Regions from separate parts of the Homo sapiens genome. Here region 2 is linked to region 1. Evidence: read pairs that join two places in POLR2A ChIA-PET (ENCODE). Cell type or tissue: B cell. All regions are shown on one strand. Each heading gives the region's core, and the rest is flanking DNA. Links, peaks and the distances in the headings are about the cores only.

Evidence for each region. ChIA-PET counts read pairs that join two places held together with the same protein. Peaks named below come from ENCODE experiments on the same cell type or tissue, not always from the same donor. Only the 100,000 strongest peaks of a DNase experiment are listed, where the experiment ranks them.
Region 2: POLR2A ChIA-PET joins it to region 1 with 9 read pairs; 9 of 35 experiments call an interaction of 5 or more read pairs at or near these places.

The regions. Positions count from the first base shown.
Region 1 is chr12:92,559,647-92,568,014 of GRCh38, forward strand. All of the region lies in intron 1 of LOC105369905 (a long non-coding RNA gene), which reads left to right. Among named protein-coding and RNA genes, the nearest start is that of LINC02397, 97 kb to the left of the region's middle. RefSeq lists a silencer at 1,437-1,516. In B cell, for the core only: no CTCF peak of the experiment used is centred there; no DNase peak of the experiment used is centred there; H3K27ac peaks cover 3,048 bases.
Region 2 is chr12:92,123,017-92,129,820 of GRCh38, forward strand. All of the region lies in intron 1 of LINC01619 (long intergenic non-protein coding RNA 1619), which reads right to left. Among named protein-coding and RNA genes, the nearest start is that of LINC01619, 16 kb to the right of the region's middle. In B cell, for the core only: no CTCF peak of the experiment used is centred there; no DNase peak of the experiment used is centred there; H3K27ac peaks cover 32 bases.

The sequences.
Region 1 (8,368 bases), core at 1,833-5,832:
CCAGCTGCAATTCCAGTTTCCTCCCCAGGATCAGGTATGTCTACTCCTAGATCTTTTTCTGTGTATGTATGTACCTTTAAAATATATACAGTATCGTTTGATAGTTTTTTAAACTTTTATTTTAAGTTCGGGGTACATGTGCAAGTTTGTTATATAGGTAGAATTGCGTCATGGAGGTTTGTTGTACAGATTATTTCATCACCCAAATATTAAGCCTCGTACCCATTAGTAACTTTTCCTGACCCTCTTCCTCCTCCCACCCTCTGTTCTCTGAAAGGCCTCAGTGTGTGTTGTTCCCCTCTATGTATCCGTGTGTTCTCATCATTTAGCTCCCACTTATAAGTGAGAGCATGTGGCATTTGGTTTTCTGTCCCTGAGTTACTTTGCTAAGGATAATGGCCTCCAGCTCCACCCAGGTTCCTGAAAAGGACATGATCTTGTTTTTATGGCTGCATAGTATTCCATTGTGTATAGGTACCACATTTTGTTTAGCCAAGTTTGATAGTTTTTTTTAAATAAATGTTATTATAGCACTCATGTTCAAATTTCATGTTTTAAATTTATCTATATGTTTTTGAGAGCATTCTAAATCAGAACTGTGTGACCTTTAAAAGAAGAAAAACCCAGTACCATTTTTTAAAAGCACCCTCACTCCAAAATAGAGATGGCATAACCCTACTGAAGTGGTCTGCTACTTCCCTTTTAGTAACAGTGAAACCTAGCAAAGTCTTCCAAAGGAAAAAACTAGAAAAAAATTAAAGGAGTAACAGTTTGAGTGGCATATACACAGAAGAATGAGGGGCACTGTTTTATGGAAACTAATCTGTAGGTGAAACAATATGGGCATTGTCACCTGGAGATTTGCCATGAAGTGAGTCCAGATCCATTTCTTGATAAAGTCTACATAAATAACCAGACTATTCAGTTTACCAGTACATCTCATTCCTATAGCAATCTGGAGTATTGGATTGCATTAAGGTTCTACTCACTGAAGTAATCCCTTCACAGACTTCAACATGTTAATCTCTTTACTTGCTTACTGTTTCCATAATGTAAGCTCATAAAGACAGGAATTGCATCTCTCTTATTCCCTGCTGCAGTGCAATTACCTTACTCAGTAGCTGTCACATAATTGGGGCTCAACAAGTCATTGTTTAATGAGTGAATAAACCCAAAGACACATGATTAATTAGTGGTTCAATCACCCATGACCATTGTACAGTAGAGATGACCTAAACAGTTATAGATTTACAGCAGTCACTAATAACAAGTCATCAAAGTAAAACTCAACTGTGACAGATTAAAAGGAGCATAAATTCTAGAGTCAGTTACCTGGGTTAACAAAACGTATTCACCACATGCTTGCTGTGTGACCTTGGTCAATTTTCTTAACCTCTCTGGTATAATTTGAATATTTGTTCCTGCCCAGATCTCATGTTGAATTGTAATCTCCAATGCTGGGGGTGGGGCCTGGTGGGAGGTGTTTGGATCATGGGGGCCGGTCCCTCATGAATGGGTTGGGCCATCTCTTTGGTGTTAAGTGAGCTCACGCTCTAAGTTCACAGGAGATCTAGTCATTTAAAAGTGTGTGGTGCCTCTCACCCCCACTCTCTCTCTCTTGCTCCTGCTCTGGCCATGTGACGTACCTGTTCCCCTTCACCTTCCACCATCATTATAAGCTTCCTGAGGCCTCCCCAGAAGCCAAGCAGATGCCTGCACTATGCTTCCTGTAGAGCCTGTAGAGCCGTGAGCCGGTTGAATATCTTTTCTTTATAAATTACCCAGTCTCAGATATTTCTTTATAGAAATGCAAGAATGGCCTAATATACTCTCTCTTCAGTTTCTTTATCTGTAATAATGACAATAATCAAATCTTTAGAATTTTGCCAGGACTAAATGAAGTAATGAATTAAGGCATCTAATAATGTGTGAGACAATGAGTAGGTGCTTAGTAAATGTCAGTGCTGTGCCTATTTTCCCTCCGCCCACTTGCCACCTCTTTTCTAATAATAAGACCAAGTTTATTTACCCTGATAAGCACGTCTCTTCTCTCATTTCCATTTGTGGCAATGTAGGCAACCACTTCTTTCTCTTTCAGTGCTGACCTACTGTTTTGTTGGAAACAGTCCCAGGGCTCTGGGCTTTAGAGATTGCTGTTGGATTGCGAAGCATTATGGACCAAATCCAAGTGCTGCAGCACATAATGGCTCTGGCCATTTAAAAAATCTAAACTGCTGTAGCTATTTTATGGGGTGCAATATATATCCAAAATTTTATAATAGGGTTACCAAATGCAGTGCTCTAAAAATCAAGAATCATTCAAAATTTTCTCATCTCTCCACAGAAATAAATTGCTATGTTGGTTAAAACAGACACCTTGCTCAGGAGTCTGAGGTTTTCTCTAAGATGTTCCACAATTATCATTTAAAGCCAGTGCATGTTATTCAAACAGGAAAAGGTAGAATTCTTAACTTAACTTCACCAGAATTAGACTTTCATTCTGTGATATTCGTTATCCAATTCCCAACATTTCCGGTACCTCCAACTCTCTTAGATCTACCCTCAATCCCCTTATTTACAGAGTCTTCAAGTCTCAGAAACACTTGCATTTATCCTGTCATGTACACACCCTAAAAGTCATCCTAGGTCTTTAAAAAGACTTACAGATGACCGAGCCAAACACAATCCTTTCCCTATTCTAAGTCTTACTCTTCTCAACATTTGAGACTGCCTTTGCTTAGACCACTGGGGCAGATCTATTGTGTTGCTACCTGAGTGCTCTCCTAGCAATTAGACATGTCTTTAAAACAGGACATGTATTACTTCTTCTTTATCTTGCATTATAAACTTGAGCAATGTCTGGCTTGATGAAGGCAGTGTTTCTACTATCTTGGTTGGGTTCCAACCATAACCTTTGAGTAGAGAACAGTTTGGGCAACTTATAAATCTTGTTTTAAAAAGTAAATCAACTTCTTGCTTTGAGATCTGGGTCATTTCAAGAATAGCTGGAGTACTCCATTCACCCTTGGCCTGAAGATTACATCTTTTCCCCAAAGTTCTAGCAAGAGCCACCCAGTTAGAATTATAGTCAATAGGATTAGCTAAATGTACTACACCCAAAACACAAGCAGCAGCTGGATTACCATCCTACAGCTCACCTGTTGGTAAATGTTGATCTTATAGTTCTTATTTATATAAACCTCAAAGCCTGGAGGAACTCATACCCCACTCAGACATCATCACAAGAGAATTCTGAAGTGGAAATTAACAGCTAAATGGACCTGTATAGGACTAAAAATATATATCTATGTATTTTATTAAAATACATATGTTATTAAAATATATATTATTAAAATATATTTTTAATTAAAATATATTTATTAAAATATATATATTATATATATATATTATTAGTTCTAGATTCCAGTATTCTTTTTTTGGTCTAAATTTGTAAGACTCAGCAAAGACATTCATCCAGGACATCTATAGCTTGCTGTGAGCCTTTGCTGTCTTCAGTAACCAGCATGCGAATTTCATAGAGATGCCAATGGAGAGAAAGATACAAGGCTTCCTTCCCTTTAAGAGGCATATAATCAAACTAGTCCAAGAAAGCTAGTTTGACAAAAGTCAAGGGAAGGAGGGGAATAGGGAAATATATGTTAAACTACATGGCTAGTTAAACATTAGTCCTGCAGGCCGAGTATTTGCTGGGAAAAGGGGGACCCTCATCAGTTACTTCAGGAGCTAGATTTTTCCATGGCCCCAAATATCCTTAGTGTGTTGTATGTCCTTCCAAGGATTGGTGTCTGCACTACACAATGCCCAATCATCTTAAAGTACAGTATGTCTTCTAGTATTGGTGGTTCCTTACAGCAGCTTATTCAAGTATCTTAATTCTTTAAATCTGGAAAAGAGACAAAGAGAAATATAGGCTACAAATTTCATCCTCAGAATGTATCATCAGCTCACTAGTTAACTATAGTATTTCATTAGTAATAAGATAAGGCAAAGATGAAAATAATAACTGAAAATGCACACATTTCAGACAAAAAAATCCCAGCCCAATTAAAATTATAAATTAAAATTTTATATCTCACTATCTCTCTGTATTTTAAAAAGCAATTTGCCTCAACCCCAACATAAGTTGAACCACTTAAATTGCAGTGACAAAATCAAAGCTTTGTTCTGAATATTGGGAGCTGAGATCTATTTTGCTACATATCTTGTAAAATTATCCCCAATTTCAGGACATAGAGCTACAGCATTAGAAAACCTTATGTTTCTTTTTGTATCATGCAATGAATTTTAAACAGTCTGTTTTTCCATTGCAGCCTTTTTTCTACTGGTGGTGAGCAGTGGGATGGAGTGAGGTGGAACAGAGGTTGGGAAATTTGTGAGCAGAGCGTTTTTTAAGAGCTCAATTCAAATGGTTAAGTAGTTACAACAGAGTTCTCAGATGCTACAAAATTATGTTAGATCCTTATATGAATATCATATCCTTATATGAACTCCTAGTTCACTCTTGTTTTAAATCTAAATTCTTTAGACTTAACATTTGGTAATGCTTAAACAAAAAACAAAACAAAAAAAGGATCAGGAAAACAAAACAGAACACTGTGAGCTTGAACATATCAACAATTTTTCATGGACAAAGAATAAAACAACTGCATAGTAGACAAAGATCTGCCCAGCTAAAAATCAATATTTGTATCCAACTTTGGGGGGAGTTAAGAGAACTAACTGCTTATGACATCAGCCCTAGAAATGTGCCTGTAAATATCCACATTAGTAATGCTTCATCTACCAGTTTCTTATAACCAACATGATCCAATTCAGTAGCTACCACAACTGATCCAAGCTGCCCTACGGGAAATTATGCACACCCACCAAAAAAAGTAAAAATCGTCTCTGACCAAAAGAACTGGGTCACAGGATGAGAGGTGGCACCATTCTCTTTAATATCATTAACTCTTGATTTTTAAGGAAACATGGTTCCCATAGGCCTAAGAGGGTTTCTTAAATGTGACCTACATTCAAGCATAATTATCTTTCTTTCCCAACTGGCAAACATACACTACATAACCTTGTTGTAAAATCCCATAATTAATACAGTTTTGAATATTATGAGCCAAATTATCTGACCTAAAATATAGTAAGATATATAATAGTTGAAGACAATTAAAATTGTCTGATTGTACCTTGGCCCTGCCTCCATTACTTTTGAAACAACAGCTTTTCTTTTATGAAACATAATTTATTTTATCAGTATAAGTTATCCATAGAGTTTGATGAGAGAAGTTAGGACTGCCATATCCTTATCAAATATTCAGGACCAGTTTTAAATATTATTAAAAAGTACAACCAAGCTGAAAACTAAAGCAGTGCACATGATGCCCTGTGAAAGTAGAAATTTATTCTTTAAACAGATTAACTTATTTATTTATGCTGTTGTATTTATTTGGTTTTATCAAATGTTGTCTAAGAGACATAGCATAGCATGAGAGATAAACAAATTTACAAGCAAAAAACAAACAACCCCATTAAAAGGTGGGCAAAGAAGGTAAACAGACACTTTTCAAAAGAAGACATACATGTGGCCAACAAGCATATGAAAAAATATTCAACATCACTGATCATTAGATAAATTCAAATTAAAACCACAATGAGATATTGTCTCACACCAGTCAGAATGGCTATTATTAAAAAGTCAAAAAATAACAGATGCTGGTAAGGCTGCAGAGAAAAGGGAACATGTATACAGTGCTGGTGGGAATGTAAATTAGTTCAGCCACTGTAGAAAGCAGTTTAGTGATTTCTCAAAGAACTTAAAACAGAACTACCGTGCAACTCAGCAATCCCATTATTGGGTACATACCCAAAGGAATATAAATCATTCTACCATAAAGACACATGCAGAAATGTTTATCGCAGCACTATTCACAACAGCAAAGACATGGAATCAACCTAGATGCCCATCAGTGGTAGACTGGATAAAGAGAATATGGTACATATACCATGTATATACATAGTATACCATGGAATACTATGTAGCCATAAAAAAGAACAAGATCATGTCCTTTGCAGCAACATGGTTGGAGGCTGTTATTCTGTGAACTAACACAGGAACAGAAAACTAAATACCATATATTCTCCCTTATAAGTGGGAGCTAAACATCGACTACACATGGACACAAAGAAGGGAACAATAGACACTGGGGCTACTTGAGGGTGGAAGGTGGGAAGAGGATGAGGACTGAAAACTACCTATTAGGTACCACGCTTATTACCTGGGTGATGAAACAATCTACACACCAAACCCCCATGACGTATGCAATTTACCTAGGTAACAAATCTGCACATGTACCGCTGAACCGAAGTTTGGATCTAACCAGGTCAACATTTATCAGCTTTATTATCTTAAGCTTATCATTCAACTCTCTTGGAATCTCCGTTTCTCGTCTGTAAAATGAGATGGTGGCAATACCTATTTTACAGAATTGTTTTTAGAAAAAATATAATTGAGGTAAGTTACAACCTGGAAAGGATTTTTTTAAAAGTTTGACCTGTTTATACCTTAAAATATTGAGAAAATTGTCAGAGAAATGGTACATGCCAAAAGGCACCTTACACATATGCACTAAAAACACATGTTTACAAATGATGTAGACTATAAATAAATACTAAATATGTGTCTACAGATTTCAGGTCAGACAAATGTATATTTAAAAATTAACAGGGACTTCTAGATAAAGATGGCAGATTATGCAAATGTATTTATATTCTCTTCCATCCAAAAGCCTATTAAAATGTTAGTAAAGGAATACAAATAGGTACAAATTCATAAGCTAAAATAAGAAAAAGAAATGGACATAAACTGATAAAAGATTTCAACAATTTTTTTTTTTCAACAAACAACCCCAGATGAAAAGTGAAAACATGCTGACAGGTGAAAAGCATCCAAAGGGGTTAGCTTAGAGCAAAATAAAGAGGGTGGAGGGTTAGTGACAGCAATGGATATAGGTTGCCTGGAAGAACCATTGAGATGCTCAGAAATCTGAAAACTGAAATACCACAGGAGTGGGAGTGAGACATAAAGGCTAAAATGCAGAGGAAATCCATCAAAACTCTACTTATGAAACAGCTGATTTCACCACAATATAAGTTACAACCCCAGTCATGGCATTTGCTTTGCCCTAAAATATCAACAGAAAACCAAATATTCCCATACACTTGGAAAAACTTCTGAGTGTGAGACACTCTAATCAAAATAAACAAGAAAAGCTGATTACAAAATAGAAAGCCATATTATTTAAAAAAACAGACATTTTTGCAGAAATTCCAACACCCTTAGAAAGATTCAAGAATACAGTGCTTTCATTAGACAAGAACTGGATACTATGAAAAATGAACAAACTGAGATTTAAAAGGTTTGATTTTAAAAATATGATTGCCAACATAAAAAAGAGAAATACATTTTAAAAACTCAGAAAAGTCTCCCAGAAGATGAAATAAAAATAGACAAAAAGATCAAACCAGTCATGAAGTCTTTGCCCATGCCTATGTCCTGAATGAAAAGCAATGGCAACAAAAGCCAAAATTGACAAATGGGATCTAATTAAAGAGCTTCTGCACAGCAAAAGAAACTATCATCAGAGTGAACAAGCAACCTACAGAATGGGAGAAAATTTTTGCAATCTTTCCATCTGACAAAGGGCTAATATCCAGAATCTACAAAGAACTTAAACAAATTTCAAAAAAAAAAAAATCAAAAAGTGGGTGAAGGATGTAAACAGACACTTCTCAAAAGGATATTAAGGTGGCCAACAAATATATGAAAAAAAGCTCATCATCACTGGTCACTGGATAAATGCAAATCAAAACCACAATGAAATACCATCTCACAACAGTTAGAATGGCGATCATTAAAAAGTCAGGAAACAACAGATGGTAGAGAGGATGAGGAGAAATAGGAACGCTTTTACACTGTTGGTGGAAGTGTAAATTAGTTCAACCATTGTGGAAGACAGTGTGGCGATTCCTCAAGGATCTAGAACTAGAAATACCATTTGACCCAGCAATCCCATTACTGGGTATATATCCAAAGGATTATAAATTATTCTATTAAGACACATGCACACATATGTTTATTGAGGCACTATTCACAATAGCAAAGACTTGGAACCAACCCAAATGCCCATCAATGATAGACTGGATAAAGAAAATGTTTCACATATGCACCATGGAATACTATGCAGCCATAAAAAACGATGAGTTCATGTCCTCTACAGGGACATGGATGAAGCTGGAAACCATCATTCTCAGCAAACTAACACGGGAACAGAAAACCAAATACCACATGTTCTCATTC
Region 2 (6,804 bases), core at 2,263-6,262, 440 kb before region 1:
AGAAACAGGAGCACCAAGGACAGGAGAAGATGGGTCCCAGCTCAGTCAGGCAGATCTAGAATTCAACTTTCCTCTGCCTTTTTGTTCTATTCAGGCCTCAACAGATTGGATGAGGGCCGGAAGAACAACGTGAGGTCTCCCCACACTGAGGAGGGCCATCTGCTTTACTCAGTCCACCAATTCAAATGTTAATCTCTTGCAGAAACAGCCTCACAGACACACCCAGAAATAATGTTTAACTAAATATCTGGGCATCCCATGGCCCAGTTCAGGTTGACAAAATTAACTACTATAGGTTATCTTCATGCAGCATCCAAAGGATGAAAGGGCTGAATAGCCTGGGCAAAAAATTAAAAATAATTAATAGCTAATATTTATTAAAATGTTGACTACATCCCAGCCACAGCACTAAGTGCTCTCTGTGGATTATCTCATTTAATTCTCACAATGGTCCTGTAAGGTACATTACAGTCATGCATCACTTAATGACAGGAATACATTCTGAGAAATTTATCAGTAGGAGATTTCTTGTTATGTGAACATCATAGAGTGTGCTTACACAAACCTAGATGGTATAGCCTACTACACTACACACCTAGGCTACATGGTATAGCCTAGTGTTGCAAGACTACACACCTGTACAGCAGCTTACTGTATTGAATACTGTAGGCGATTGTCACACAATGGTAAGCATGTGCATCTGAACATATAGAAATATAGAAAAGGTATAGTAAAATACAGTATTATAATCTTCTTGGACAACCGTTGTATACACAGTTCATTGTTGGCCAAAACATCATTATGCAGCACATGACTGTATTTTCATTTTATAGAGGAAGAAATTGAGGCACAGGGAGATTGGGTAACCTGAGATTAAACATTTAGCAAGTGACAGAATTGAGCAATCAAACTTCAGAACCTCAACTTGAAACATCATTTCCTGATGCAAACATGAGGACATATTGCTCTACCATACAGAAAGCAGCAGGGCAGCTGCCATGCTTGTATAACAACTATTTTTTTTTTTTTTTTTGCTTATTGAAACTGAAGGGATGTTGGGAAAGACAGACTGGGAGCTTTCTCTAAATTTTAATACAGCATCAGTGCTTCCTATAATGTCCAGGTTAGGAGAGAAGCAAATGGAGCTTTACTAAGGAAGAGAAAGTGATCAATACCAGTGAGAAAGGTGAAAAAAAAAAAAACAAACAAAAACGAAAAAAAAACCTAAGCAAATTCAGTGAGAAAAGAAAAAGCAGAACTTAGAGTCCTTACCCTTCAATTTAAGGAAGGAGAGTTATTGCCTAGCAGAATCTTGAAATAAAATTTCCTTAGAAAGCCCCAGAAAGTTTTGTGTGTATTGCAAGTCCAAAGGATAAGGAGAACTTCTATATGCTTTCTTCTTATTTCCACTGGGCAAAGTACTGCTCTATCAAGACTCAGCCTGCCATGAGGCTTTCCAATCAACTCTCAACCACCACAACAGTTAGGGCTTTTTCCTCTATGTTGCAAAGCACTTTCTGCATAACTCAGAATGCAAAATGTACTCATTCATTTGTTTATTTACATTTTTTCCTCACTAGACTGATTTTTTTTTTTTTTTTTTAGGACAAGGCCTTACTTACACACATAACTTGTACTCTAGGTAAACTGGAATACTCTATTCACTAAACAGCCTTAGCTTTACAGTCTTGACATCATTGCCTTTTCACTATTGGCATCCCTCAGCTCGTCATGAGTTCTACTAAATGCCACTTTTACTACGAAGCCTTCCCCGGCTTCCTTCCCTAAACTCATTTCACCGTACCTATATCATAACATAAAACACTGCCTTGTTATGCTTTGTAAATCTCTTTTCTGCATTAGATTATAGACTCCTATGACTAAGTCGTCATAACCTTTGAATTCTCATTAGGGCTTACTTAGCTGAATCATGCACAATGGCAGACATTCATAAAATCAGATATTGATTGCCTATTTAAAAAGAAAGGAAAGGGGTCAGGCGTGGTGGTTCACACCTATAATCTCAGCAATTTGGGAAGCCATGGCAGGAGGATTGCTTGAGTTCAGGAGTTCAAGGACAGCCTGGGCAACTGTCTCTACCAAAAATACATAAAATTAGCTGGGGCATGGTGGTGACACCTGTAGTCCCAGCTATTCAAGAGGCTGAGGCTGGAGGAATGCTTGAGCCTGGGAGGCAGAGATTGCAGTGAGTGAAAATCGTGCCACCGCACTCCAGCCTGGGAGACAGAGTGAGACTCCATCTCCAAAAGAAAAAGAAGGAAGAAATAAAAAGGGAATTAAAACAAATTTAAAAAAAAAAGGAAAAGAGGTTTAGTTACAATGAATGTTCCTGGACTGGCTAACATAGGCTCACAATAGCTTAAAATAAAGTTTAAAAACCTCACAGGCTCCTTTAAAGAGATCCTCCAGATCCTTTCATTTATAGAATCTTTCCATGTCCAGGCTTCTTTTTCTATTGAACACATCCCTCAACAAGGAGCCATTTTTTCCCATGTTCTTCAGAAAGTTACCATGTACATGTTTTGGGTATAAGAGAGAAGACACAGGAGCCACATTTACCTTCAAACTAAAATCAAAATTAAAACAACCAGATTGAAAAAAAGAAGAAATTCAAAATTCAGAAAGGAATCTTAGAGACAAAAACGTATTAAATTCAATTTTGTTTGAGAGGAAGCTCAGACTTTGCTCATTGTTGAGGTGCCATACCTAGAGACTGAGTAAATGCAGTGCTGATGATAGAGAATTACTGATTTATTCTCAAGCGCATTGTGTGGGCCAGGAGCATCTTAGAGAAGGACAGGAAAAATGTGCTTATTTGCACTCTTCCATTACAGAATAAGGAGAGATCTTTTGCAATTGCCTTCTTTTCTTTCAACTCCAAATGTAAGTGCTTTAATTTTCTACATATTCTCTATTTCTTTCTTGAGGCAACATGATTGGGAAGGGGTGCTGTGTGTCATGTAGAACCAAGAAACCCATTACAAATAAAGAGGAAAGTGTGGATTCTATTAAAAAAACAAAAACAAAGAATCATAGTAATTGTGGGCAAGACAAATTTATTTCTTCAGCCTTTGAAATAACGTCAGCAAGAACCGACTAGTGGCTGAGTAGACAAAGTAAACATAAAATTGTATTAAAAGTAAGGTTCTCGGCCGGGTGCGGTGCGTCATGCCTGTAATCCCAGCACTTTGGGAGACTGAGGCGGGCGGATCACAAGGTCAGGGGATCGAGACCATCCTGGCTAACACAGTGAAACCCCGTCTCTACTAAAAATACAAAAAAATTAGCTAGGCGTGGTGGTGGGCACCTGTAGTCTCAGCTACTCGGGAGGCTGAGGCAGGAGAATGGCATGAACCCGGGAGGCAGAGCTTGCAGTGAGCCAAGATTGCCCCACTGCACTCCAGCCTGGGCGACAGAGCGAGACTCTGTCTCAAAAAAAAAAAAAAAGTAAGGTTCTCAGTGCTCTGTTTACATCTCCTTTTTACTTACAATGGTTTATTCCATTTGTTGTCTTTGGTTTTTTTTTGTTTTTTTTTTTTTGTCATGAAGACAACACAGAAATCCAGATCTTAGGCTAGGGTCTGAGAACCCATCTTAACATCAAAATAAAACACAACAAAAACCAAGAATACTTCTAACAACTTGAAATATTTAATGGAGTACATACTCAGAAATAAAGTCTCCCTTCTGCCAGTTTGGAAAACTGGCACAGACAGGCAAAATGAATTCACAACTTGCAGCCAGTTTGTTCTTTTTTTTTTTTTATACTAGACATCAAGATTTGTTTTTTAAATAATAGAAGGATGTTTTGATTATCACTGTGGGACAAAAAGCCTTTAATTTTTTTATTTCAATCAATCAAGTTCTTCCAGCCTAGACCCATTTATTCTTCTTCATACTCAACTTCCTAAATTTATGTTAGGAAAAAGAATTTTACCTTACCTCAGGCAACAGGACTTACAATGGAGAAAACACCAAACAAAATGCCATTCGCTCCCACCCCCCAAATCATCTTGTATTTATAGCCAAAGTTTTATATCGTGTGTATTCATTTTCCATTTCCCTCACTAAGTTGTCCCTGTTGAGAAGTTCTTAGCACCTGGCCCCTAAGAAATAACTGTTTCACATTTAGCATCTTTTAACTAGTAATCACTACTCTCAGAGAAAAGCCCTGCAGCCTCCAAAGTAACCAGCTCTCTAGTTCCCTGAGATCAGAGGAAAAGGGCTTTTTTTTTTTTTTTTTTTGGAGAGGGGGTCTCGCTCTGTCACCCAGGCTGGAGTGCAATGGTGCGATCTCAGCTCACTGCAAACTCCATCTCCCGGGTTCACACCATTCTCCTGCCTCAGCCTCCCGAGTAGCTGGGACTACAGACATCTGCCACAGCACCCAACTAATTTTTTTTTTTTTTTGTATTTTTAGTAGAGATGGGGTTTCACCATGTTAGGAGGGTCTCGATCTCCTGACCTCGTGATCCGCCCGCCTCGGCCTCCCAAAGTGCTGGGATTACAGGCGTGAGCCACCACGCCCGGCTTGGAAAGGGCTTTTGAGACACACACACACACACACACACACACACACACACACACACACACGGTACAGAGAGCGCTGGGGAGAAGAGGAGGGAGGATGGAAGGAGAGGAGCAGAGGAATAGTGAGGAAAATAATACTATTTTTCCTTTCCTTAGTTGGAATAGTGAGGAAAATAATACTATTTTTCCTTAGTTAACAAAGTGGATTTAAGGCCAGACATGGTGGCTCACACCTGTAATCCCAGCACTTTGAGAGGCCAAGGCGGGTGGACCACTTGAGGCGAGGAGTTTGAGACCAGCCTGGCCAACATGGCGAAAACCCATCTCTACTAAAAATACAAAAATTAGCCAGGGGTGGCGGTGCACGCCTGTAATCCCAGCTACTTGGGAGGCTGAGGCAAGAGAATTGCTGGAATCCAGGAGGCGGAAGTTGCAGTGAGCTGAGATTATGTCACTGCCCTCCAGGTTGGGCTATTGAGCAAGATCCTGTCTCAAAAAAAAATAAAAATAAAAAAGTGGAGTTAAGAGGGCAATGAGGAGACATCTAAAAAGAAAATCAGAACCAACTTCAATACTCAAGACAGATATAAACCACAGATATAAAAGAAGCCTATGTGTAACTGACAGGGTATTGTGTGCATCCTACAACTATCACAAAGTTTCACGGCTACTCCTGGAGACGGACATACTTGCACGTGTTCAAGACCACAGTACCATGATGGTCACAGCAGCCAACACTTACTAAGGGCCTCGTCCTACATCTATTACCCCATTCAGGATTCCAAATACCCTCTGAGGTGGATATCCTTATCCAAAGCCCTTAGGGCCAGTTGTATTTCTGGAATTGAGCATTTTTTGGATTTTAGAAAGACAATATGGAGCATGTTCCTATAGCATAAATCATCTCCCATGGGAGCTGGAATTCAAATGCATTAATCTTCCTGCAGTAAAATGTGTGGATAGACATTAAAGTAGGTTGAAGACCACATTAAATAGGGTCACATTGGGGGACCTCAAGTTTTACTGCCAAAAATGTTTTTGCAACCCTAGATTTTTTAAAATCTCTTTTCAGAGTTTGAAATCTGGAGTTGAAGAATGAATATATTATGACTCCATTTTAAAGGCAAAGGAACTGGGAGTCAAAATGGATGAAGTGCTTTGCCTCTTGGCACTACTGCCAGTGTTTGAACTGGGATCCAACCAGGAAATGTTTGATTCCAGAACCTGTGCCTAGATCTCCTGGCCCTCTGGCTCTCTCTCTCGGTGTCTAAGCAAATGCAGGGTTCTTTTCCCTAGTCTTTCTGCCTATCCTGAAGACTTCATCTGTCTTCTCTGTTCTTCATTATTTTATCTTTCTCTGCAACCTTACCCACAAAAAAAGGACTGCAGAAAGAAAGAAAAAACACTGTTTTTCCTTCCCTAATAGCAGAGAGAGGCAACATCCGCTTTGGTCTACTGAGACACAAAGAGAAGGGAAGGGAAAGGAGGGGAGGAGAGAGAAGACTGCATGGAGGGAGGGGGAAGGGAGAAGGAAGGGGCGATGGGATAAAAAGGAGAGGGGAAGTTGGGAGGGTAAGGAACAAAGGACCTGAGCCTGGATCCACAAATCACCAAAGCATTAAAAAATCCTAACAATTTGGCTGGGCGTGGTGGCTCGCACCTGTAATCTTAGCACTTTGGGAGGCAGAGGTAGGTGGATCACAAGGTCAGAAGATGAAGACCATCCTGGCTAACACGGTGAAACCCCGTCTCTACTAAAAATACAAAAAATTAGCTGGGTGTGGTGGCACACGCCTGTAGTCCCAGTCACTCGGGAGGCTGAAGCAGAAGAATTGCTTGAACCCAGGAGTTGGAAGTTGCAGTGAGCTGAGATCGCGCCACTGCACTCCAGCCTGGCGATAGAGTGAGACCCTGTCTCAAAAAAAAAAATCCTAACAATTCAAGACATCGATGTTGTTTCAGTGTAAGTCTCTGTTGTCATCTCACACCTTCCCCAGAGATGGCTTCTTTAAGTGAATGTTTGCAGTAGAAAGATGAGACGAAGCTTCACATCTACATAGTAGGCAAAAAGGACAGTCCAAGGAGGCTGATAAAATGGTCACCAAACTGACCTAATCCAGCAGCTGCTGGATTGGGTCCAAGGCCAGAGGTCAGAAGAGAGGATGTGCCACCTGGGAAGGTGCAAAAACTTGAGAAAGACATTGGACTTTATCAGGCCAGAAAAATGGGGGTTGATCAATGCATCTCTGGAGG